Linked DNA regions of Mus musculus: regions 1 and 2 are each linked to region 3. Evidence: chromatin loops called from intact Hi-C (ENCODE). Cell type or tissue: heart. All regions are shown on one strand.

Region 1 (8,000 bases), 240 kb after region 3:
TTGGGTGGATACGGGTCAGCACTTGCTTAACAGCTTCCTTCCGGAAGGAATCCCTGACACAGTACCAGCCACAGATTCCACTCTAAAAGAAAACAAGGCTCATTTCTCCAGAATAGGTTAAATTGCAGCTAGATATAGTCTTGATCTTAGAAGCTCAAATCAAGAGGATGATCTGACATGAAAGACTACGATTACATTCCTGCAGAACATGGAGGGCCAGGGCTGTAGCAACGCAGTGTCCAGTATGATAACTACTCAGTATGTGTGACCATGAAGCACTTGAAAGCTGGTTATTCCAAAATGGGCTGTAACTGTGGGCATAAAACACATGCTAGTATTCTTAAATATTTAGTATTTTAAAAATAGTAATCTTCATATTGGTGAAACATTTAGTAATAGTATAGACATATTGGATTAAATAAAACCTTGTGAGAATTAAGGATTTTAAAGTTGGGAGTGTGGCTCAGGTGATAGGATGCTTGCCTAGCCATTCACAAAGTCCTGTGTTCAAGTCTAACACAGCAAGCATGAACTAGCTGTGGAGATGCACAGGGCAATTCCAGGGATCAGGTGATGGGGGCAAGAAGACCAGAAGTTCAAGGCCTTCATCCTTCAATATATAGCAAGCTTGAGGCTGGGATTCATGACTCAGATTTTTTTAATGTTCTTATTAGTTCATTACATTTTACTGTGACTATCAGAACCTTTTCAGTTATACAAGAGTTTCACGTTACTTTTCCTTTCTCTTTTTTATTTGAGACAAGATCCTGGTACATAGTCCAGGCTGACCTGAAACTCACACTCCTCCTGCCTCAGTCTCCCAAGTGCTGGAATTACAGGTGTACCTCATCCCACCTGACTTGACATTGTATTTCTCTGGCCATCATTATGGGGAGAAAATATCCTGGAAGGACAGACCTGAACTGCCTGCGGGGGACTAACCACCACCCTCAGATATTAAGGCTTGTAGAAAGGTAGTGGTGGCACGGGGAATGAGAAACAGAAGACATAAAAGCAGATGTGACATAGCCCGTTTGTCTATTTTTAATTGTGGCAAGAGTGCTTATCGTATGATTTACCCTCTCATCAAGTCTTGAGGTAACATTGGTCTTGGGGTTTTGTTGTTGCTGTTGTTTTTTTTTTTTTTTTTTTTTTAGGTTGGCTGGTTGGTTCTTTTAGGTTTGGTTTCTTGAGACAACGTATCGTGTCATTCAAGCTTGCCTTGAACTCCTGGTGTAGTTGAGGATGACCCTCAAGTCACAACCCTTTTGCCTCTACCTCCAAAGTGCTGGGATTACAGGTCTGTGCCACCATGCCTGGCTCCTCTAACTGCTGGCTGCAGTCACTGAGCTGCGTGGTGATCACCAGAGCATATTCATCGCGCGTGAATGCACTATATATGTTGATTAATAGCTCCTATTTCCTTCTGCCCCTAGTCCCTAGCAACCACCACTCAACGTTTTGATTCTACAGACATGACTATTTTAGGTGTGTCCATAAGTGGGATCAGCTAGTTTCTCTGCCACCCTCTCCTGCTCCCCACTCCTGTCCCCCAGGCAACTAAACATGAGTCACCCTCCACTTGCCAGGGGGGAGAAAGTTGTCATCACAGAGCCAGCAAAGATGAATGGAAAAAGCAAACCCTCTGTTTTTAAGATCAAAATCCAAAAGCTCATAATCCAGGAACTCTATCATAAGGTTTCTCTTCTGTGGCATCAAGAATCGGTGCTGAGACAGAACACAGGTGGACCAAGAACCAGGCCTGCATCCCTCTAGATCCCTTAGAAGATCCCATATGTTGGAAACTCATGGTCCAACCTGGGTTCAAGTTCTACCATTACCACTTTTCAGCCACGTGACAGTAGACCAATACCTTAGACTTTACAATCTCAGTTTCCTCTATAAAACGGGGCTGATGAGACAGAATCCACCCAAGGCTTCCATGACAGTTCATTTATGTATGAAATCTGAGCACTGACAGAACTCTAGCAAATGTGAGGTGTTTGCTGCTATGCCTGGGTGAGCCTGAAGAGTGTCAAGGCTAAGAGAACACAGGATGGGTCCAGTCAGGATGGCAGGAGCTGCCAGGATGTCTACTCATTATGGAGAAGATCCATGTCCTCTGTGAATACACTAACTGTCACTTAAGATCTAGCCTATCTACCTTCACCTGTCACGAAGCCAGAGGGGAGAATGCTCTCAGTGGATGCCCCGAATGCCCAGGGGAGGAGGAGCAGATGGACACTCTGCTCCAGGACAGATGGACACTCTGCTCCAGGACAGTGAAAGATCCCTTTGTAATAATCTTTTCTTCCTGACATCAGCAACACTCCACTAATTAGCTCAACTCTGAAGGCCTCGCAAACTGGGAGAGACAAGTGAGCTTTAGTTGGGTTTTGTTGTCGTTGAGACAGGGTTTCTTGCTAATGCAAGCTGTCCTCAAACTCACTGCATAGTCAAGGTTGCCCTTGAACATCTGGTCCTCCTGACTCCACCTCCCAGGTGCTAAGATTTATAGACAGGGTGTGCCAGTTTTATACATGTGTTTAGGATCTCAGGTCATCAGGATGGTTAATGCTAGGAGTCACTTGACTACACTGAAGGATGCTTAGAGATCTAGTAAAGTGTTGCTTCTGGGTGTGTCTGTGAAGGTTTTTCCGGAGAAGATTGGCAGATGAGAAAGACCTGCCTTCAAGCTGGCATCATCCAATCAGCCTCAGGATAAGAGGGGATGGAACAGCATCATCGGCAGGTGAGTTTCTGCTGTCCCCACCCTACTTCATACTCTGATTCTTTAGTGTCTTATTCTTAAGGCTTACACCAATATCCCCTGCTCGGGGAGTTCTCAGGAGTTCTACTTTTGACTGAGGGCTGTATCATCAGCCTCCCTCATTCTGAGGTTTGTAGCTTCTTGAACCAAGCTAGGAGGCCAGCTTCTTTTCTAACAGTCAGCCTATCGTGGAACACTTCAGCCTTGTGACTATGTGAACAAATCCCCCCTCAGATCAGCCATCCTTGGAAAGCCACTGGGAAGTAAATGCTGTTGATCTCAAACCCAGAACCCCCTTCCAAGCCAGCATGCCTGCTCCTCCAGATGCCAGCAGGACTGGCTTCTAGGGGCTCACATGTGTCTTGCAAAACTGCACAGTGTGGATTCGATCTTATACCCTAGCCAACAACATAAGTTGAAGTCCTGAAGTTCTTACCCCTTGCCTTTGAATATGAGCTTATTTGGAGACAGAATTAGAAGTAATTAACACAAACGGGTCATTGAGAGTCTACGACAGTATGACCACTGTCCTTATAAACAGGGGAAATTTTAAAATGAAGATGTATAGGAGGTCTGAAGAGATGGTTCAGAGGCTAAAAGCACTTGATGCCCTTCCAGAGGTCCTCAGTTCAATTCCTAGACACCACATGGTGGCTCACAACCATCTATAATGTAATCTGGTGCCCTCTCCTGGCCTGCAGGCATACATGCAAGCATATATATAATATATGTATATATAATGTACACTGATATATATGATATGTAATATATATGTTTATATATAATTATATACTTATATAGATATTCTAAATCTATAATGTGCATATACATATATACTGTATATATAATAAAAACATAAATCTTTTTAAAAATTAAAAAGAGATGCATGACAAAGATGAAGGCAGAGATCAAGAATGTCAAAAATTTCCAGCAATTACCAGAAGGTACGAGAGGGCAAGAGACAGGTCCCTCTCAGAACCTCAGAAAGCCCAGACTGCAGACCTCCAGTCCAGCCACTAAAGATAAGTTCTTCCCCTTCCCCTGCCCCTGCCCCTACCCCTGCCCCTGCCCCTTCCCTTTCCCCTTCACATACCCCTGCCCCTTCCCCCTCTTTCCCTTCCCCTGCCCCCTCTTCCCCTGCCCCTTCCCCTTCTTCCCCTGCCCCTTCCCCTGACCCCTCCTCCCCTGCCCCTTCCCCCTCTTCTGCTGCCCCTGCCCCTGCCCCTTTTGCCCCTGCCCCTTCCTTTCCTCCTCTTCCTCTTCCTCCCTTCCCCTTCCTCCCTTCCCCTTCTTCTCCCTCCTCTTTTTTCCCGTCCTCTCTCCCTTCCTCCTTCTATTTCCTTTCTCCTTCTCACATCCCTCCTTTCCTTCCTTCCTGCCTTTTTAAAACTCTTTCCTTGTCTTTGTTTGTTTTGTTTGTTTAAGGTTCTCTATAGTAACCCAAAATGGACTCAAACCTCATGATCCTCCTGCCTCGGACTCCTGAGTGTTGAGATTGTAAGAACATGACATCATGCCCAGATCAAAACAGTCCATATCTATGTCTTAGTTATGAATTAAACACTACCCTTTGCCAGCAAGGTGTCGGTTTACACCGATTCCGAGGCCCTCACAGCTCCTTGCATCAGGCTCTCAGCAAAGACTTCACAGCAGAGCACCAGCCACGTGGCCTTGACGACCCGACAGGTTCTCAGGCAACACCAATGGACTTCCGGTTCCGTTTTCACTCTATTTCTTCAGTCACCCCTTCTGGAGAACCTAAACCCAGCATAGGCCAAGAAGTCAAGTCCAGAAACGCGTGTTTCCTGGGCTCCTGCAGGCAAGAGATTCTTCCTCCGCTGCTGGATCAAAAACTGTTGGAGACAGCCTTAAACTTGGGACGAATATCTATGACCTGTGAAGGCCAGCTCTCTTAGAGGGAGAGGAAGCTGCTGCCGGGCCGAGCTATGGGATCTAGATTCAAAACCAGCTCTCCACTATCAAGGACACAGAAAGGGGGTGCCCCCGCCTGGTCAAGATAGGATTAGGCCAACTCAGCTAAATTTTTCTCACAGAGCAAAAGCAGAGTCTAACACTGGTCTTCTGCTTCAGATTCTCACGCCCGCATACTCTTACACGTACTTTGAAAGTGCTGTAGAGATTGGAAAGTAGATCTGAATCCAGAGAGGACCTGGAAGTACTGCTAGCCTATACCCACCAGTTCAAAGAGGGACTGTCCCTAGTGATGGACCAAGCTGGTCTCTCGCATCTTCCCAGGGATGTGAGCCAAACCTCCTGTGAGCAATTATAGCAACTGCCCTGTCTGAGCAGGAACAGATTAGAGGGACTCTGCCTCCCTCGCTCTTACCTGTATAGAAATATTAACTCAGAATGAGGCTGCTCTGGCAAGAGATCACAGCCAAAGACCTTCTAGGTCTCTGTGATCCAGCTGGAATACAGACATGCCTGTAATCCCAGGAGACTGAGGCAAGCTGATTTCTGAGTTCAAGACCAGCCTTGATATAGAGCTAGTTTCAGGTAAAGAAAAGCTTAGGTCTAGGCATGGTGGTACACACCTTTAATCCCAGCACTCAGGAGACAGAGGCACGCAGATCTCTGAGTTGTAGTCCGTTCTGTTTAGTCAGTGCGGTTGAGTCAGCGAGTTGAGAGGCAGTGAGTGCAGTGGAGTGGAATTCACGACAGTTCAGTTAGTGGAGCTCAGAGACGGTTTTTATAGAACACTTTTACAGAGTCAGGTTGAAGAGAGAACAAGCTAGACACAGGTGAAGACAAAACAAGCCAGGGAAAGAGAAGGAGCCAGAAGATTCGAACAGATTGCTAGGGATAGTTTGAGGCCAAGCAGAGCAATTCAGTCAGAAGCTGAGAAGCTAGTTCGAATCAGCCAGCTAGGAAAGGAGTTTGAGCCAGAATAGTTGAGTTGAACCAGCCAGCCAGAGCTCAGAAAGAGCTAGAAAAGGTGAGCTTGTTAAGCAGCAAGTCTCAGAAGCTGAAGACATTCTAGGCCTAGATTAGATTGCATGGAGGCTAGAAGCTTCCAAGACGAGGCCTAGGTTAGCTGATGGCAGCAGTAAGCCTCCGAGACAACAGTTACATCAGACAAATAAAAGTTACTTTTACAGGTACCAATGACTCTCAGTTTCTGGGATCATTTCCTATGTATCTCTCTGGAGTCCAGGTTGGAAAGTGGACGGGGATGTTGTGATGGCAGACATGAGCACATAACAAGGTAGGTAACTCTATGTACATCCAGGGCCGACGTCAGAGGGAAAGAGTGAAAACCATGTCTACGTTAGCAATGAAAGATACCTTGCAAAGCAATCTACCTCCAGACTCATTTAACAGATGAGAGAAATGAGATTCAAAGATGGGCTGGACCCAAACAGGGGGAGGCATGTGTTCCTGGTCACACTGGAGTGTGTACATGTGTGTTTGGGGGATGGGGAATGTATTAGTCAGGGTTCTCTAGAGTCACAGAACTTATGGATAGTCTCTAGATAGTAAAGGAATTTATTGATGACTTACAGTTGGCAGCCCAATTCCCAACAATTGTTCAGTCGCAGCTGTGAATGGAAGTCCAAGGATCTAGCAGTTACTCAGTCTCACACAGCAAGCAGGCGAAGGAGCAGGAGCAAGAGCAAGAGCTAGACTCCCTTCTTCCAATGTCCTTATATTGTCTCCAGCAGAAGGTGTAGCCCAGATTAAAGGTGTGTTCCGCCACACCTTTAATCCCAGATGAAAGGTGTAGCCCAGATTAAAGGTGTGTTCCTTAAACTCGGAGATTCAATCTTCTGGAATCCATAGCCACTGTGGCTCAAGATCTTCAAACCAAGATCCAGATAAGGATCTCCAAGCCTCCAGATAAGGGTCACTGGTGAGCCTTCCAATTCCGGATTGTAGTTCATTCCAAATATTGTCAAGTTGACAACCAGGAATAGCCACTACAATCCACCCCTTGTCAACTTGACACAAATAATATCTCATGTTCACATGAAACAATAACAAGGTTGTAAATACGCCTAACATGATATAACTATCCCTCGTACAATTGCAAACGCATTAGTAAATTTACAGTGGGCATTCATATTACTTTATAATCCTCGTTTCTGCAACTGGTTATGTGGCCTTAATTGGTATTTATAACTACCTTCCTCTACTACCCATTCTGTATTTCCTTCTCCTTCAGCCAGAACCTCAGCAGGTCTTGGCTCTTTTCCTAGAGGATTGACCCATACCTTCATTCCTGATGGGTCTGCGTCCTTTGTCATCCTGCTTGGATTAGGCTGTTGTAGTTTCCCATTGACTTTAATCACAGGACATGGTAGTACTAAGAGACGCCCTAAGGGATCATCTACACTCCAGACATAATCTTGCTTACCACCATTGTGAAGAGGTAATCCAATTTCCCCATGGTAATCTGGATCTATCACCCCTCCTAACACTGTTATTCCTTTTTTAGCCTGTTGGTTTAAGGGCATTAGAAGCCCAAAATGACCAGGGGGAAGTCTGAGCTTCCAGTTCAATGGAATGTTTGTTGTAGCTCCTGGTAGGAGCACTCCCCTCTCTGGAGCCAAAACTTCTAAGCCAGCAGAACCTAGAGTTATGGGGACAGGAAGCAAAAATTTTCCTAGAGGGTCACTAGGGGTGATAGTAAGTGGAACTATTCCATTTTCCACCCCTTGATTCCTGGACCCATGAATCCTGGCTATGGGTGAAACTGTACCATATATCGAGCGCTGATTCAAAGCATATACTGCCTTCTGAAGAACTCTACCCCAGCCTTCCAAGCTGTTACCACCTAATTGACGCTGTAACTGCGTCTTCAAAAGGCCATTCCATCTTTCTATCAGACCAGCTGCTTCAGGATGATGGGGAACGTGGTAAGACCAGTGTATTCCATGATCGTGGGCCCACTGTCGTACTTCTCTGGCTGTGAAATGAGTTCCTTGGTCAGAAGCAATACTGTGTGGAATACCATGACGATAGATGAGGCATTCTGTCAATCCGTGAATGGTGGTTTTAGCAGAGGCATTACGTGCAGGAAAGGCAAATCCATAACCAGAATAAGTATCTACTCCAGTAAGAACAAAACGCTGTCCTTTCCACGAAGGAAGTGGTCCAATGTAGTCAACCTGCCACCAGGTTGCTGGCTGGTCACCTCGAGGAATGGTGCCATATCTGGGACTCAGTGTTGGTTTCTGCTGTTGGCAGATCTGGCAATCAGCAGCAGCTG
Region 2 (8,000 bases), 250 kb after region 3:
ACTATTGGTGGGCCTCGAGAAACATCAGTAGTGAAAGTCATTGCTGGTTTATCAGACTCTGCAAAATTAATTTCCTCATGTGGCGAAGGCATTATTTCAAGGGGTGGGGCTGAGGGTACTACTTCCTCAGGTGGGGCAAACCCTTGAGAATCTGAAGATTCAAAATTCTCAGCTTCTACATGGTCTTCCCACACATCCCCGTCCCATGTTGTAGGATCCCATTCTTTGCCAATTAGAGCCCTTACTTTAACTGTCGACACACTCTGAGGCTGAGACTTGAATTTTCGCTGTAGTTCAGCCAACCTCACAATGAGAGTTTCTGTTTGATTTTCTGCAACTTGAGCTCTATTGCTACAAGAGAGAAGATTCTCCTCAAGGACACACTTAGCAACTTTTAGATCGTTTACTTGTGTCTGGAGCCTTTCGATTTTATCACACAACTCCTTCTTTTCATTCATCATTTTTTCCACAGATACTAAGAGCAGCCAGCCAGTAAAATCATTTTCCGATTTTTTCCCCATCTTGTAGAAAGCTTTGTGCACTGAATCACCTAATTCATTAAGAAAATCAAGGTCATTAGCTTCTTTAAGTTCGGAATATAGTTTCAACCATGGGTCTTCAAAATTCTCTGAGTTCCCAGGAGGGAGAGAATCTGGAGAGGTTTCAATAGTTGAAAGTGCTGGTGGATCAACAAGCCAATTCCAGTATTTTAAAAGATTCATCCTTGTACTTCTGTTACTCTAGAACCACTCCTGGTACCAACTTCTGTATTAGTCAGGGTTCTCTAGAGTCACAGAACTTATGGATAGTCTCTAGATAGTAAAGGAATTTATTGATGACTTACAGTTGGCAGCCCAATTCCCAACAATTGTTCAGTCGCAGCTGTGAATGGAAGTCCAAGGATCTAGCAGTTACTCAGTCTCACACAGCAAGCAGGCGAAGGAGCAGGAGCAAGAGCAAGAGCTAGACTCCCTTCTTCCAATGTCCTTATATTGTCTCCAGCAGAAGGTGTAGCCCAGATTAAAGGTGTGTTCCGCCACACCTTTAATCCCAGATGAAAGGTGTAGCCCAGATTAAAGGTGTGTTCCTTAAACTCGGAGATTCAATCTTCTGGAATCCATAGCCACTGTGGCTCAAGATCTTCAAACCAAGATCCAGATAAGGATCTCCAAGCCTCCAGATAAGGGTCACTGGTGAGCCTTCCAATTCCGGATTGTAGTTCATTCCAAATATTGTCAAGTTGACAACCAGGAATAGCCACTACAGGGAACTTTACGTGCATGGAGCTGGGGATCTAACTCAGTTGGCAGAGCACTGGCGTGGCATGAAAGCAAGCCAGTGCTGGGTCCAACCCAGCACTCAGGAGATGGGGGAAAAAGGGTCAGACGTTTAAGGTCATCTTTAACTGCATAGTGAGTTAGAAGCCATCCTGTTCCATATCAGATTCTTGTCTCAAAAGATAAATAAAGGGATGGAGAGATGGCTTAATGATTAAGAGCAGAAACTGCAATTCCAGAGTACCAAAGTGCAATTCCAAGCACCTACGTGATGGCTCATAACCACATCTCGGAGGGAGGCAACACCTGCAGACATCTGTGCACACACACACACACACACACACACACACGGCCATACGCAGACATATATTCATACACAGAACTTAAAATAATAACATTTGTTTTATTTTGTTTAAGACAGTATCTGTCTACATAGCTCTGGCCATGCTGGAACTCATCGTGCAGACCAAGCTGGCCTCAAACCCACAGAGATACACCCCCTTCTACCTCCCAAGTGCTCAGATTAAAGGCATGCACTGCCATGACTGCCTGAAATTTTTTATTTAAAAAAACAAACAACAGCAACAACAAAAACTATGGCTCAGTGGATAAAGATACTTGTTGCCAAGGACAATTCCTGGAACACTGGTAGAAGAAAATAACTGACTCCTGCAAGATGTCCCCTCAACTCCAGTTGTGCACAGACACACACACAATTAATTAACTAAGAACACAGCCTACGTGCACATACAGCATGCAAGCTGGAGTTTCGGTGGATGGACATAGCCTTCTGTCTGCAGAATCAGAGAGAATATGGCTGACCACACCAAGCCTCTTTTCCATATAGACAAGGATAAAATGCACAGGAAATGACCAACAACTGTGGGGTGTTACAGCCAAACGGAACACAACTGCCAGGTTTCAACTCTGTGTCTACCAGTTTATGTCATCCAGAACTTGAAGCTGTGAACCATGACCCCATGCACCTCCTGATTGTCCCCAGAGCAAGAAGGAAAGGGGGGATGGTTAGGGGGATGTGTTCCCCAAAAGTTCTTGTGTTGAAAACTTAATCCCAGGCACTGGCATAGCCTCATACGAGACAGTGCCTGGCAAATACAGAAGTGGATGCTCACAGTCATCTATAAGATGGAACACAGGGCCCCCAATGGAGAAGCTAGAGAAAGCACCCAAGGAGCTGAAGAGGCCTGCGACCCTATAGGTGGAACAACAATAGAAACTAACAAGTACCCCTAGAACTCATATGTCTAGCTGCATATGTAGCAGAAGATGGCCTAGTCAGCCATCACTGGGAAGAGAGGTCCCTTGGTATTGCAAACTTTATATGCCCCAGTACAGGGGAATGCCAGGGCCAAGAAGCGGGAGTGGGTGGGTAGGGGAGCAGGGCAGAGGGAGGGTATAGGGAACTTTCAGTATAGCATTTGAAATGTATATAAAAAATATCTAATAAAAAAGAAAGAGAGAGGGGGGAAAGGAAGGAAGGAAGGAAGGAAGGAAGGAAGGGAGGGAGGGAGGGAGGGAGGGAGAGAGAGAGAGAGAAAGAGAGAGAGAAAGAGAGAAAGAAAGAAAGAAAGAAAGAAAGAAAGAAAGAGAGAGAGAGAGAGAGAGAGAGAGAGAGAGAAAGAAAGAGAGAAAGAAAAGAAAACTTAATCCCCAAAGTCATATATTAATGGGCCTTGGAGAAGTGACTACTGTTAGGTAAGGTCCTGAGGATGGGACCCCAGGGTGGCACCGGTAGCTTTATAAGAAGGGGAAACTTGGACTCTGTCTCACTGTGTGATGCTTCTGCATGTTGTGACCACAAGACCCTCAGCTGACGTTAGCAGCCCACTCTTAGACTCCCCTGGCCCCAGAACCATAAGCTAATCAAACCTCCATTTCTTATAAAGTACCTTGACTCGGGCATTTTCCAGACTCATTTTCCATGGGAATATAGAGAGAGGGACTCTTACACTTTGAAGGACACTCACTACAGAATGTCAGGCCCCGGAGATAGTTCTTATGTACCCACTGTAATCCAGAACTGTCTAGCAGTAGAAACAGAGTAGAAACCAAGCAAGAATACTCCAGAAGCCATAGATGTTATAGAGTAGACTAAGAGGAAGTTTCTAGATTTTCAAAAGGAAGAAACTGAGACTGAGTAAAGTGTGTATGTGTTGGGCCACAAAACTGTGCAAACAACAACATGGAGATTTGAGTTTGGTCTGTCTGACCCCCTCCCTCCAAGAGCCACAGGCAATGCAGTGAGGGACAGCATGCTCCCATTGGCCCAAAAAACCCCAAAGAGTCACCCCAAGTTAGACATGATGACTCACACTTATAAGTCCAGCACTGGAACTGGAAGAGACCATGGTCTAGGTCAGCCTGAGGATCATAGCAGATCCCAAAAAGGGGGGAGGAAATTCATCCTAAAGACCAAAAATCTCAGGTCCTAGGCAGGACTGGGAGCCTTTATTTGGCATCTCCCAGATCCTAAGTGTGTATCTCAGCAGCTAGCTCTCGCGAGAACTCAGTCCCAGGCTAATCGCAGGTAGAATCTGATAGACTATCGGTACTGTGTCCCTACATTGGCTTTTCCTCTGCAAAATTAAACGAAGAACAACTACCCCACAGAGATTTCAAGTTAATATGGGTGAAAGTCTTATAATAGTTCCCAAAACACAGCTATACTCAGAAGCTGTCCTTGGTTCCGCTTCTGCAGAAAGGGGAAGGAACCGGGGTGACACTGGGTTATGCTGATTTCCAATGAAATCATTCAGTGTGTTCACCCTCGGGCAGATCCCCATCTTCCTAGTCAAGGGGTAAAGTCTGAAGGGGGGCAAAAGTGTTCTGGGGAAGTGGGTATGACATCCTGAGTGGGTTTGTGAAGAGATCTTTGCTTGGCTCCTTTGGAAAACATACCAGAAACAAGAGACCAGATTATCGTGAGTTGAACCTTGGGGTTAGCCTGACCTCTAGTGGTCAAATAATAAACCATCGGGGTACTTGAGAGCCGCTTAAGGGTAAACAAAAGGATAACTTTGTTTATCCACTTATCCGGTGGGTGGTTTTTGAATCCACAAGGTCTTGAGCGTGGCTAAGCTGCAGGCACACTAAGTAAGCTCCATGGTTCACATAAGTCTTAAGTGGTAGAGTTGGGGTTTTACACCAAGCCTGCTTGATTTTAGAGGTCTCTTGTTTATCCACACAGCATGATCGATGCCTGCCTTTATGAAGCCTTCATGTTTAATTCATAGAGACGGCCAAGCTGATGAAGGCCACCACAAGTATGCCTGGAATAACACAAACATATTATAACGCTCATTTTTTTTTTCAAACCGGGGAACTGCTGTTCGATGGCCTGGCACTGTGTATTTGACCACGCATTCAATGTTGAGTTAGTATATGAATTTCCACCTCCTGCTTCCTGTCCCAATGATCGCTTCATATGGACACTACAAATGCCAGCTTGTTTGAGGGTGGCTGGTCTTCCCATCTGCTCTAAAATTCAGCAAAGCCTGGAGGTTGGGGCTTTACTCCCTGAACCCCACAACAGAGATTTGCTGAACCCCACAACAAAGATTTGCTGATGGCTAAGACCACACCCGCCCAGCACTGAGTGAGTCACAGAGTGTTCAACTTACAACAGTCACCCTCAGATTTCTGGACATCAGGATGGACGATGCCAAAATGGTCCATACTCAACAGAAACTATATTTGAGATTTTAGATTTGGGTTCTTTCCCAAAATAACAAAATATGCAGCACGGTGCTCGATCCTGACACTAGGCAGAAGCAGGAAGCCATGGCTCTGATCAGCTCCATGCTTCGGAAGATAACAACCAACGCTTGACAGTATCATAAGTCATGGTGTTCAACAACTGGGTACAGTAAATGCATTTCTGGCTTAGGATGGGCTCACTGGCATTTAACCCCCACTGGTAGGTGGGATACTGGTCAAGGCATGGAAGGGCAGCCATCTGTTTCCCAGGCACCACTTGAGAGATGAGAATGTCAGTATGTCGGTATGTCAGTGTTTTCTGAGACAAATGGCACAGTGAATGATCTGTAACAAGTTGAGAACACTCTTTACAAATAGGACAGTCACTGAGTCCCTTTACAAGGGCAGATGGTGACTCCTGTGTCTGGACCAAGTGAGGAAGAACCTTGTAGCAAGATTCCTCCAGCACTAAAGAGAAAGTCCTGGGGGCTAGAGAGATGGCTCGTTCATTAAGAGCACTCCCAGAAGACCCAAATTCAATTCCTAGCACTCGTGGCTAGCAATGATCCGAACTCCAGTTCCAGTGGGGAATCTGATGCCCTCTTCTGGCCCTTCTGGGCACTGCACACATTTGGTGCACAGACATATAGGCAGCAAAATACCCACGCACATTAAATCAGAATGAACACGGCTTTAAAATAAGGAGAGAGAAAATCCTGTTTTACAACTTTTTAAAAGGCCAGCCGAACGCTAAAAGGTGAAGATAAATACAACACGCTGGAGGCGGAGTTGAGAAGGAAGGCAGAGCTGTTCTTTATATGCCCCAAGGCCCTACCTTAGAGGCAGTTACCCACAGACAGTCACTGCTGAGCACATTGGAGTAGGGAGGGGGATTAAGTACTTTAGCAAAGTGCCTAATAGAAGCTGCATACAGGAGAAGCACTTAGGTTTGGAGCATGGGCTACTGTATGCCCTGTAGCAACTCCAACTTGCTCACATCTGGATGGATCGGGACGCAGAGGCCAGCCAGAAGTAGGGCTAGCCTGTAAACCTCAAGGCCCACCAAGTGACCCACTCCCTGTAGCTCAGCCCACCTCCTAAGGTTTTCATAACTGCTGAGACCTGCCTGACTTTGGGATCAACCAGACCAAGGCAATGGGGAAATGAAGAAGTGGGTGACACATACACAGAAATGCTGAGCTGGGCATGCACTCGTATGGAGATGTATCAGCAGTCCAGAAACTCAGCCCAGTTATTATATGCAGTGGAATGAGAGGGAGGAAGAGGAGGAGGAGGAGGAGGAGGGGAGGGGAGGAAGAAGAGGAAAAGGACTAGGTACTCTTAGTAGGTGGGGTTTCTGTAGAGCAGTCCCTTGTTGCTGTCACCTGGGAAGAGGAAGCTGTGGCTGGAACTCTTCACATACTATCAACGTCTGACCAAAGGAAGGGTCCGTAACGTGGCTGTACTCATGCCAATAACACTCATTCACTCGAGGTTTCATCCACTCTCCACATAGAACCCCCTACCAGGATGAACAGCGCCACCATGAGGGGACCAAATGTTCAAACCTGGAAGCCTCTGGGAGACATTTTAGCAGAAAATAAGATCATTGGAAAGCAGGCAGGATTCAAGTGCTACCGTAGACGAACTCCAAGCTCTGTGTAGCTCATTCCCAAGCACTGCCTTATCTCACTTAGATTTAAAATAACCCAGCACCGGTCTCTCAAAGAGCAATGATGATCCCCAAGCTGGCCATAACTACTGCAGGGCTAAAGATGAATCAATACAGAGGCCTTAAACTGGCCACAAAGATGAAGGGCAAGTGGAAGACAGTACGTGCAGTTAGCTAGCTAGTGTTCCCTGGCCAAAGCTAACAATACGGAAAGATAAACAGACGGCATTCAGTAGTGCTGTTCCTGCCTGGCCACAGAGCTAAAAGGTATGCCGACAACCATAAAAGAAATCGAGTTTGTTATTATTTCTTCCTATCGTCGATTCATCCTGCGTGCTTGAGCACATTGAGCAACTCCAGCTGGCTACAGGCTACGTCAAAGGATATTAAAGTTAAATCTTTTCCCTTTTGTAAGGCAGAATGAGTAAAGTCTGGGGCTTTCATGCCCCAGACTCTAGAAGAAAGGGCAACTTTGTGGTACAAACACATACAACACGCTGGAGGCGGAGTTGAGAAGGAAGGCAGACAGAAGGAAGGCTCCCTGGGAGCCTGGTTCTGGTCTTTTTTCCTTTGTTTGTTTGTTTGTTTGTTTGTTTGTTTGGTGACATGGTCCCCAGTAGCTCAGGCTAGCCTTGGCTTTGTTATGTAGTTGAGGATGGTGTTGAATTCATTGTTCTCCCACCTCCGCCTCCCTGAATGAGCAAGGACGACAGGCAACAGGGGTACCCCACCATGCTCATCCTTAACCCCCTCACTTCTCTCTGTTCCCCTCTTCTATCTCTTTCCAGATAGCATCCTTATCCTGGCACCCAGGATCGCATCTAATTTCAGCAAACTGCTTTTGCATCCCTTTTTTTCCTTAAATCCATTTCTAAGTTCTCTATTGATGTAACCAAGAACCTACAAAGGGAATCCTGTGCCCTAGCAACGCACAACTATCAGCTTTTAATTTTTTTTTCAGCTTTTAATTTTTATCTTAAGATCAAGTCTAGGCTCTCTAGACTGCCCTTGAACTCAATTTGGAGCCCAGGAAGGAGGACCTTGAGTTTGTGATCTTCTGCCTCGGCTTCCAGAAAATGAGATTATATGAAATCTAGCAGCTAGAATTTAAGGTCTACATTACCTCAGAGCCCACACTGCTCTAACAGATCTACTGTGTCCCTCACCCCTGACATCGAGGCCTGTAGCTTTCTCTATAAAGTTCTGCACACACTTGGTTTCTGAGACAAGAAGAAAGGTGCCAACAGTTCGTTTAGGAAGTGACCCCAAAAGGCACTAGGAGAGCAGTGGGGGTGTGAAGGGGGTGTTCTACTGCTGCAGCGCACAGGAACCTG
Region 3 (8,000 bases):
ATTGCAGAGAGAAGAAGCCCAGGCATTAGGAATAGCTTACCCAAACAGTTGACATTTCTGTGCTGATAAATCAAGAGGTGGCTGAGAACAGTGGACTGGTGGCTTGCTGCTTCTTGTTTGCATTTAGTTTTTAATTAACTTTGAACACTTACCAAAATATGCTTGCATAAGATTTTAAACCAAGTAGGATAGAAAGAGCTGAGATAAAATTCCAGCTACCCTAGACCCTCTTGTCTTTCTGCACCCGGGCACTCAGTTTGTCTTTTAACTTACTCCACCCTACCCCCTCTTCTGCTTTAGATATAGTAATTGAATAATGTCAATTCTATCTTTGACATTTAAATATTTACTTACTTACTCATTTAATGTGTATGGGTGTTTTACCTGCATGTATGTCTATGTACCATGTGCATGCCTGGTGGCCATAGAGGCCAGAAGAGAGAGCATCAGATTCCCTGGGAGTGGAGTACAGATGGTTGTGAACTGCCATTTGGGTTTGCAGAGAATTGAACCTTGGAAGAGCAGCCAGTGCTCTTAACTGCTGAGCCATCTCTCTAGAACCCATTTGCTATTTTTACAAGATGCTTAAATTCTATATCTGCTTCCTTGAGCCAAATCTATGTGTCTTGGCTTCTATCTGTAGTGTTGGGATACTGTGTGCTACCTCCCTTCCCCAGCTCACAGGGCATGGTCCTCTTAGCCAGACTGTATCATAGGATCCCCTCCCTCTGAGCTCATTTGATTGGTAACAGTTTAATATCACAACACAAGCTCAACCAGTTAGGTTGTCAATTCTGGGTATTCTAAGTTGGAGCTCAATCTAACTCCCATCTTGAAGATCAAATAATAAAGAAGATGTGAGAGTTGAGCTTGATTATCAAATTGATTAACTAGAGAAGCACCTGGGAGATTCGTAAACCCCATAACTGGGTTTATCAGTGAGGTCATTTCCAGAGACATTAACCTAAAGGGGAAGATTCGCTCTCAGGCAGTCCATAGGCTGAGGGCACTCACCCTCCCCCCTTCACTCTTCCTCATCTCTTCCTTTCTTCCCTCTTGGATAAGCTCTTTCTTCCTGCTCCCTCCCTCCCTCTCTGCCTTTTGTCTTCCATAGTGTGAGCTGCCCTGATCTAGCAGGCTCTCTCTGAATTATGGATTGAGACCTCTGAATCCAGGAGCCAGTAGATCACACACCACCACCTCCATCCTGCTAGCTGCTTAGGTCAGGTGTTATTAACAGTGAGAGTGCAACACAGAAGATAAAACCTTTTTTTTTCTTCTACGAACTTAAAAGGAGGCACAGCTGAGAAACACAGGAGCCATCAAGGATCTCAGTGGCTTTTACTTCAAGATTCCGAGTCTGATTTCAATTCTAATTTCATTTTTGGCTTTGGGTTCCTCAAAACATCCTCCATATTTCTATGCTACACTCCCCATTTTCTCAAGTGAGCTCCAGTGAGTTTCTGGCGCTTGCAGATAAAACGTGCTCGATGATATAGCTTCTCCTGCTCCTTGGAGAATGAGACTTACGTCATTGTCCCAAGTGCAGAGCTGGCTGGCTTATACATGGTGGGCACTCAAAAAAATTATGCAATTGAATTAGCTGTTAACAATACTTTTATAAGTGGAACCCTAACAGATGAAAAAAGGCACAAATAAATATACTATGGCTGTTAATGGCAAGCTAAGAGTTCAGTGGAAGAAAAAAGTCTCAATAAGAGAAAGACGCACAGGTTTAAAGCTGTCAGAATGCCTTCTGAGTCTCCTGCCAGATGAGCAGGGTCAGAAAGGATCATTGGCAAACAGGGAGGAAGCCTCTGGCTCCATTTCCTTAAGAGGATGCTTTGAATTGCGATGAAAGAGCCCTCTAGTGGTGAGAATGTGCGATTCTCTCTCGGCCCAGCAGCAGATTCCACACACCCATGTGCACACCTACAGGTGTTACTGAATAAAAGACTGAGGTCCTCCCCGCTAGTAAACCAGGAGAAGTTGTTAGGATCTAAGTGATGGGCTCCCTGCCTCTGGCTCTCACTTCAGTCAGATGCTCTGACATGTTCCAAATGCCCTCACATTCAAATTAGCTTTGGCTTTGCACAAAGGTTACCAAGGATGATCTAATGTCATCAAGCTATAGCACAAAGCTCTATTCTTGGGCATTGCAGCCATTTCTCTTCTGCTTTCTGAGTATGATTGTTTTCCTTGTCCACATGAGCACTTGGCTGTTCTTCTCAGTAGTCTACCTGGGTACTTGGTTCTATCAGCTAGACACCCAGTATGTGTGGCTTTCTGTTACAAATCTGAGGATGTGGATCTGGGGCTACCGTTGCTTTGCTGTGCGTCTGGTGAATGGAGTCATGGAGTGCACTATCCCTAAGGCCAAAGCCCTCCCACCATCACTGCCTTGCTACAGAGTGCACCTTTCCCACCTCTGCTGGAGTGAGAGAAGAATAAAACAGATCAAGGAAGGTCTGTTTGATTGTTATTAATTACTTCATATTATTTAAACTTCTGAGAGTGAGAAGAAAATATCCTCCTATCTTATAAAACCTCCCAGGAAAGACCAACTTCACCTTCATGTAACTATGTGGCCTTTTAAATTGATAGTTATCAATCAAGCTGTGTGTGAAAGCTATACCTGTAATCCCGGCATTCTAGGCATGGTATTTTTTTCTTATACAGAAAATCTGTTTCTCAGTTATTAGTATTGACATTCTTTTTTTCTTATTTTATTTATTTTTATTAGATATTTTCTTTCTATACATTAGTATTGACATTCTTGATCACTATTATTTTTGTTGTTAATACAAATAATAGTGATTGCTAACTTCCTTTCTCTTTCTTTCTTTCTTTCTTTCTTCTTTTTTTTTTTTTTTTGAAATGGTCTTAATGTAGTTTAGGCTGGTCTCAAACTTGTTAGAAAACCTAGGATGGCCTTGAACTGTTCTTCCTGCTCCTTACAGGAAGGCTCATGTATCTTTCCCCCATTGCCTTCCATGTGTTTCTAGTCTTGTTAGTTATGGTTTTGGCCCTAAAAATGCATTTCATTTTGTTATATGTTAAATTGTCAGTATAAATGTGACATACATATATACAACTCAATGCATATAAACAGACAAATCCACACTGTACCTGCATATTCGCACACACACACATACATACATACATACAGCTGTGTATTTATATAAAGCACGATCACATGACCCTACAAACTGCACCATGTGTGTGTACACATATACTCACATATCTACTTTATGTCTGCAACAAATTCATAGGCATTCAGAAATCATGACAAAATTGACCATAGTACTCATTTAGACATAAACACAACTATACAAATAAGCCTATATGTGCACGCATATGTATATATAACACCAAGAACCAAATCTTCAAATGACATTAACATAAAAATAAAAATATCAAAGTAACAAAAAGGTTGTGAGCCAAGTCTGAGACTTCTTCAGTATATTGCCCCTACTCAGTTACCTGAATAGAAGCTCTCATACAGCCAGAAATGGCATCCTGGGGAATGGAGATGTCTGTGATCCCCTTCCATTATATGTTTGTCCAGTTAAATAACACTCAACTATGACAGCTGGTTGTGGGCACATCTCATGGGTTGTAGAAATAGCGCATGCAGCCTCAATTCCAAGCATCCAAATGGGTGTTACTACCTGTCAGCCCACAAGAAAATAATTGGTCAGAGCAATTCGGTGGAATGCCTGAAGTCAACTTAGTGTGTGTCCTTATCTATATGCTAGAACATATGGAACCGGGAAGCTGGTCTGTGCCAGTTCTTTTCAGCATTTGCTATTTCTGAGGGAAAGAACTCACAGGTGTGTGATGACATTTGTGCTTTGGGCAAGCAAGGAGCCCAGACCTAATTACACCTGCATCCTGGTCTGACTTAGAAGATGTTAACAAATGAACAGCACCAGGGCCTTTGGAGAGAAGCTGACGTTTTCAATGCTCTCTCATCCTGAATTCACCACCCCCTCAAATGTAAAAGTGTGAAAATATTTAAGAAGTGTATTCAGAAATCAAACCTTTACATCCCTTCATCCAAGGTCCCTGATATGTAAACAACAGTTTAGGTACATTTAGTTCCTTCAGCCCTTTAGAGGTATATATGTTCACATATACATATGAATGGTTCTGGGTCTGATGTAAGCACACTGTCTCCTGTGTAAATCTGAGCTCCGGAGACAGGAGGGTAGACATATTGGTTTGTTTTCTGAGGAATGAAATTGAGACAAATACACATAGACAACATTTTGCCCACCCAAGTGAGCCACCAGTCAGTCTCCCATCCCTTTAAAAAGATTAGATCTTTCCCGGCTTCTGTCTCCCTAGTGGACTCCTGCAGCAAAGAGCAAAGTTGCCTGGCTCATTGGGCTCAGGGATGAGGAGGAGGGTTGATTAGAGAATGCTGCGTGGGGTGGGCTCTGAGATAACGCGCGCGCCAGAGTGCGCTGTGGGCCCTTGTCCTTAACCCTTCCCTCTGAGGAGCCGGATCCGCCGTACTGCAGTGCCCTGAAGCCCTGATGCTGATTGCCCTGGGCTCCCGAAACTTTGCTTGGTTGTGGGCTTGAGTACGCAGAGCTGAGCTGGCTGGCTGGCTCTAGGAACGCACTAGGAGAGTGTTAGGGAAGGGACCCTTCAGCACCCGGAGTTCCTAGACTAGGACCACGAGGAACGGTGCAGCGGCAAGGGGAGCTGTCCCTTCAGCACCACGGACCTCCAACGACCCGGCCTTGAGAAGTGGGAGGCTGGGCAACAGGAGAGGAGCTGTCCGCTCAGCACCACGGACCTCAGCTCTCCGACGCAAGTGGCCGGCCCCCGCCCCAGGACTCTCCCTTTTCTCCAGTTTGCGCGGGGGTGTGGAGAGCAGGCGGAGAGCTTTCCTGGGAGGCTGGGGAAGCAGTGAACACTCTTCTCAGCGACTCGCCTCCCAGCAGAGCTATTTTTTGCCATCCGCCCTCACCCCCAGCACACGCGCTCGCACACACGCACGCACGCGCGCACACACACACAAACACACACTCACACACACATACACACGCACACACACACATACACACGTACACACACACTCACACACACGCGCGCACACACGCACACACGCTCACACGCTCACACACCAGACCTCTCTGGGTTTCTTTTGCCTTGAGTCTCTCGGGGCTGTGAGAAACCAGGCGCATCTCAAACCAAGCTGGCAGCTCCAAGCTCCGAAGCCATGCCCTGCACAAACGCTAGTCCTCACCAAGCTCCTGAGGAATGAAAGCAACCCAGGAATCCTCTGACCGCGGCAGTGATGTGGACCAACCCCCTGGAGCCCGCACCCTCCCGAGGGCCATAGAGGACTCGGGGAACTGGAGAGAGCCCAAGACAGGAAATCCCAGCTTTCCCAAAGTCCCCGTGGATGCTGACAAAAGGAGATCTGGATTTTTGGAAGAGGCCGTCCTAGGTTACCCAGCTGCAGAGTGATTCTCCCGTCTGTCACTGAATCTACCCCTCCAACCCCCAGCCGTTCAGAGTACCATGAAGAATTATGAGGATGTGTGACAGAGGTATCCAGATGTTGATCACTACTGTAGGAGCCTTCGCAGCTTTTAGTTTAATGACCATTGCAGTGGGCACGGACTACTGGCTATATTCCAGAGGTGTGTGCAGGACTAAATCTACAAGTGACAATGAAACCAGCAGGAAGAATGAAGAAGTAATGACCCACTCCGGGTTGTGGAGGACCTGCTGCTTGGAAGGTACTTACAAATTCCTCTCACTGGCTCTGAATGATCTGCTTCTAATGTCCTGACATGTGTTGGGGGGGAAATAGAGGCAATGGAGGGGAAGAAAAATAGTTTTAATTGTTGTTGGAAATATGTGAGGGTCCAGACTATGCTTCCACGGAGCCTGGTGCTGTGTGGATGGAAGGGTTGGGTCTTGTTGATTGGTTTTGGTCTATGCCAAATGTGATGTGATTTTGTAACGCTCTTAAACACCTTCTGCAGTTGAGAAAGCCTCTAATCCCGAGTCTCTAAGCATGTTGTGCACTGCTTGGATTTCTGTCTATAGAAGGAGACTTTGGATTTGTTTAATTACATTTTGGTGAATGGGGATTATTAAGGAATGGAAGCAGAGAAGACAGGAAGGTGCTGAGGGACTGATCTAACCTGGAGCACTCTGATCTGGTTTTTTATCTTTTAATCAATAAAAGCTTACCAGCCTCTTCTGAGTTTGGTCCAACTAGACATTGTCATGAACTCCCTTTGTTAACTTATACTAGGGAACAATATGTAAGCCCTAATCCCCACACCCTCACATCTAAAGAAAATGTCTTTATGAATAAGTGTTTCATTATTTAGGCTCAAAATAAAACTGAAGTCTTGGTGTTTGCTCTCCACCTGACTTCATTCATAAATCACGCCCATCACCAGCAAATGTATTTCCTTGACATTTAGATAAGACTGACTCTGAGAATTGCATCTCATTGCTTCTAATTTTAAAAATTAGAGGATTTGCTCTAAATTATAATGAGGTGGGCAGGCCATTTTAGAATGTGGAGCTCTTAGGTAGCCTATGTCACTACTAAACTTGCTTCACCACTTGAAGAGTGACTGTCAGTTTCAGTGGACAATACCTGGGTATCACAAGGAGTGAAAAAATAATGAAGAAAATCAAAGCTTTGTGAACCTGCTACCTAAGGGAGCCACTAGATTAAAGGGCCACTAAGAAGGGATTTTGTCTGCTTGGTTGATTTTTGCTGTTTCTCTGGCTTCCAGGAAGTCAGTGAAGTTTATCACAGTGATAGTCAGGAAAATACAGGCTTCCTCCCCTCCCCTCGATCTCCCTTGGTTCCTCCCCCTGCATTCCCTGTGGCATTTCTCAGGGTTTCTTGGGAACTCGCATTTATGTAAATGACTTGGGAACTAATGCTATGACATCACTTGCTAGTGTAATATTGCATCATTCTCTGGCCTCCTTCCCACGTCCTGACGCTCTGAACTCTCCTGCCTATAGCGCCACTACAGTTGATTCTGTTTCCAACACAGATTTGCAACTGGTGGGAAACCCAGGAGGGAAAGGGCTACTTCATGTGAAGTCAGAAAACACCAAGTACTGCTGCAAATGGTCTCTATACTCTTAGCTAAGAGATTTGTCCCTTTTAACTCTCAGTTAACCCAAGAAATGACTGATTCAGAATCAATAGTCTTGAGTTAGAACTACTGAAGCGTACACTGCAGCCAGTAAACTGACAGAAATTCTAAAATGTGGTTATTTCTGACCATTTGCAGTCGGCTAGCATGAGGTCATTCACCTTGGAGAATTTCCACCATTCCCTTTGCTGTGTTGGCAATTATGAATCGAATCAGTTTTGCAATGCTGTGATTGGTATATATGACGATGCCTACATAAGTGGCATTAAAAAAAAAAACCCGGGTTCTTCCCCAGCTAAAAGCCATACAGAAGTACATCAGGTTTATAGTCATTTTGCCCCTTGGAAATATTCTGGAAATGTAAAATTAAACAGTGATACTGACATTCTTCACCCTGCCTCATTTATTTAAATGTCTGTCAGGATAAAATCAGGGCCTACATTTCCTGAACCTTTCTTCAAACCTGCATAAAGAGCATTTCCTCCTCTCTTCGACATGCTGCTCTAGGCCTACAGTTCATGCCTGGGACCAAAGCCCCAACTGAGTGTTCCATGGCTTCAGTCGGGTAACTGAGAAAGGAGATTGGGGAAGAATTAGAAGGACTGGAGATGTGTTCTTGGGCTAGTCAGTTCTTTTGAGAAAACTTGTTGGAGCCTTCTTATAGTTTTTCTCAGCTAAGTCTCATGTTCTAAAGCATTCCATTCGGAAAGATACATAAACCATTATGAACCGGAAAAGTTTTTACCATCTAGATGGGCCTGGCGAAAATTTGAAGCCAAGATTCTTCTTAATGGATTGAACACATCGGGTGCTCAAGAAATTTGCAGGAACCTCTGTTTTCTGCAT

Evidence for each region. A loop is a pair of places that touch in the nucleus more often than their neighbours do. Peaks named below come from ENCODE experiments on the same cell type or tissue, not always from the same donor. Only the 100,000 strongest peaks of a DNase experiment are listed, where the experiment ranks them.
Region 1: a loop joins it to region 3, with 3 times the contacts of the local background. A loop is called at or near these places in 12 of 42 quality-filtered maps.
Region 2: a loop joins it to region 3, with 2.5 times the contacts of the local background. A loop is called at or near these places in 18 of 42 quality-filtered maps.

Annotation. Positions count from the first base shown.
Region 1 is chr7:122,904,700-122,912,699 of GRCm38, forward strand. No RefSeq gene overlaps it. Among named protein-coding and RNA genes, the nearest start is that of Gm39082, 16 kb to the right of the region's middle. In heart, CTCF peaks have their summits at 3,468 (motif pointing left) and 4,785 (motif pointing left); no DNase peak of the experiment used is centred here.
Region 2 is chr7:122,916,131-122,924,130 of GRCm38, forward strand. No RefSeq gene overlaps it. Among named protein-coding and RNA genes, the nearest start is that of Gm39082, 4.4 kb to the right of the region's middle. In heart, CTCF peaks have their summits at 4,259 (motif pointing left) and 5,606 (motif pointing left); a DNase peak (open chromatin) is centred at 4,061.
Region 3 is chr7:122,666,226-122,674,225 of GRCm38, forward strand. Cacng3 (calcium channel, voltage-dependent, gamma subunit 3) reads left to right here and starts at 5,519. Exons shown (of 4, transcript NM_019430.2): 1 at 5,519-5,759. The coding sequence starts at 5,549. In heart, a CTCF peak has its summit at 1,874 (motif pointing left); a DNase peak (open chromatin) is centred at 4,766; H3K4me3 peaks cover 960 bases; H3K27me3 peaks cover 2,136 bases.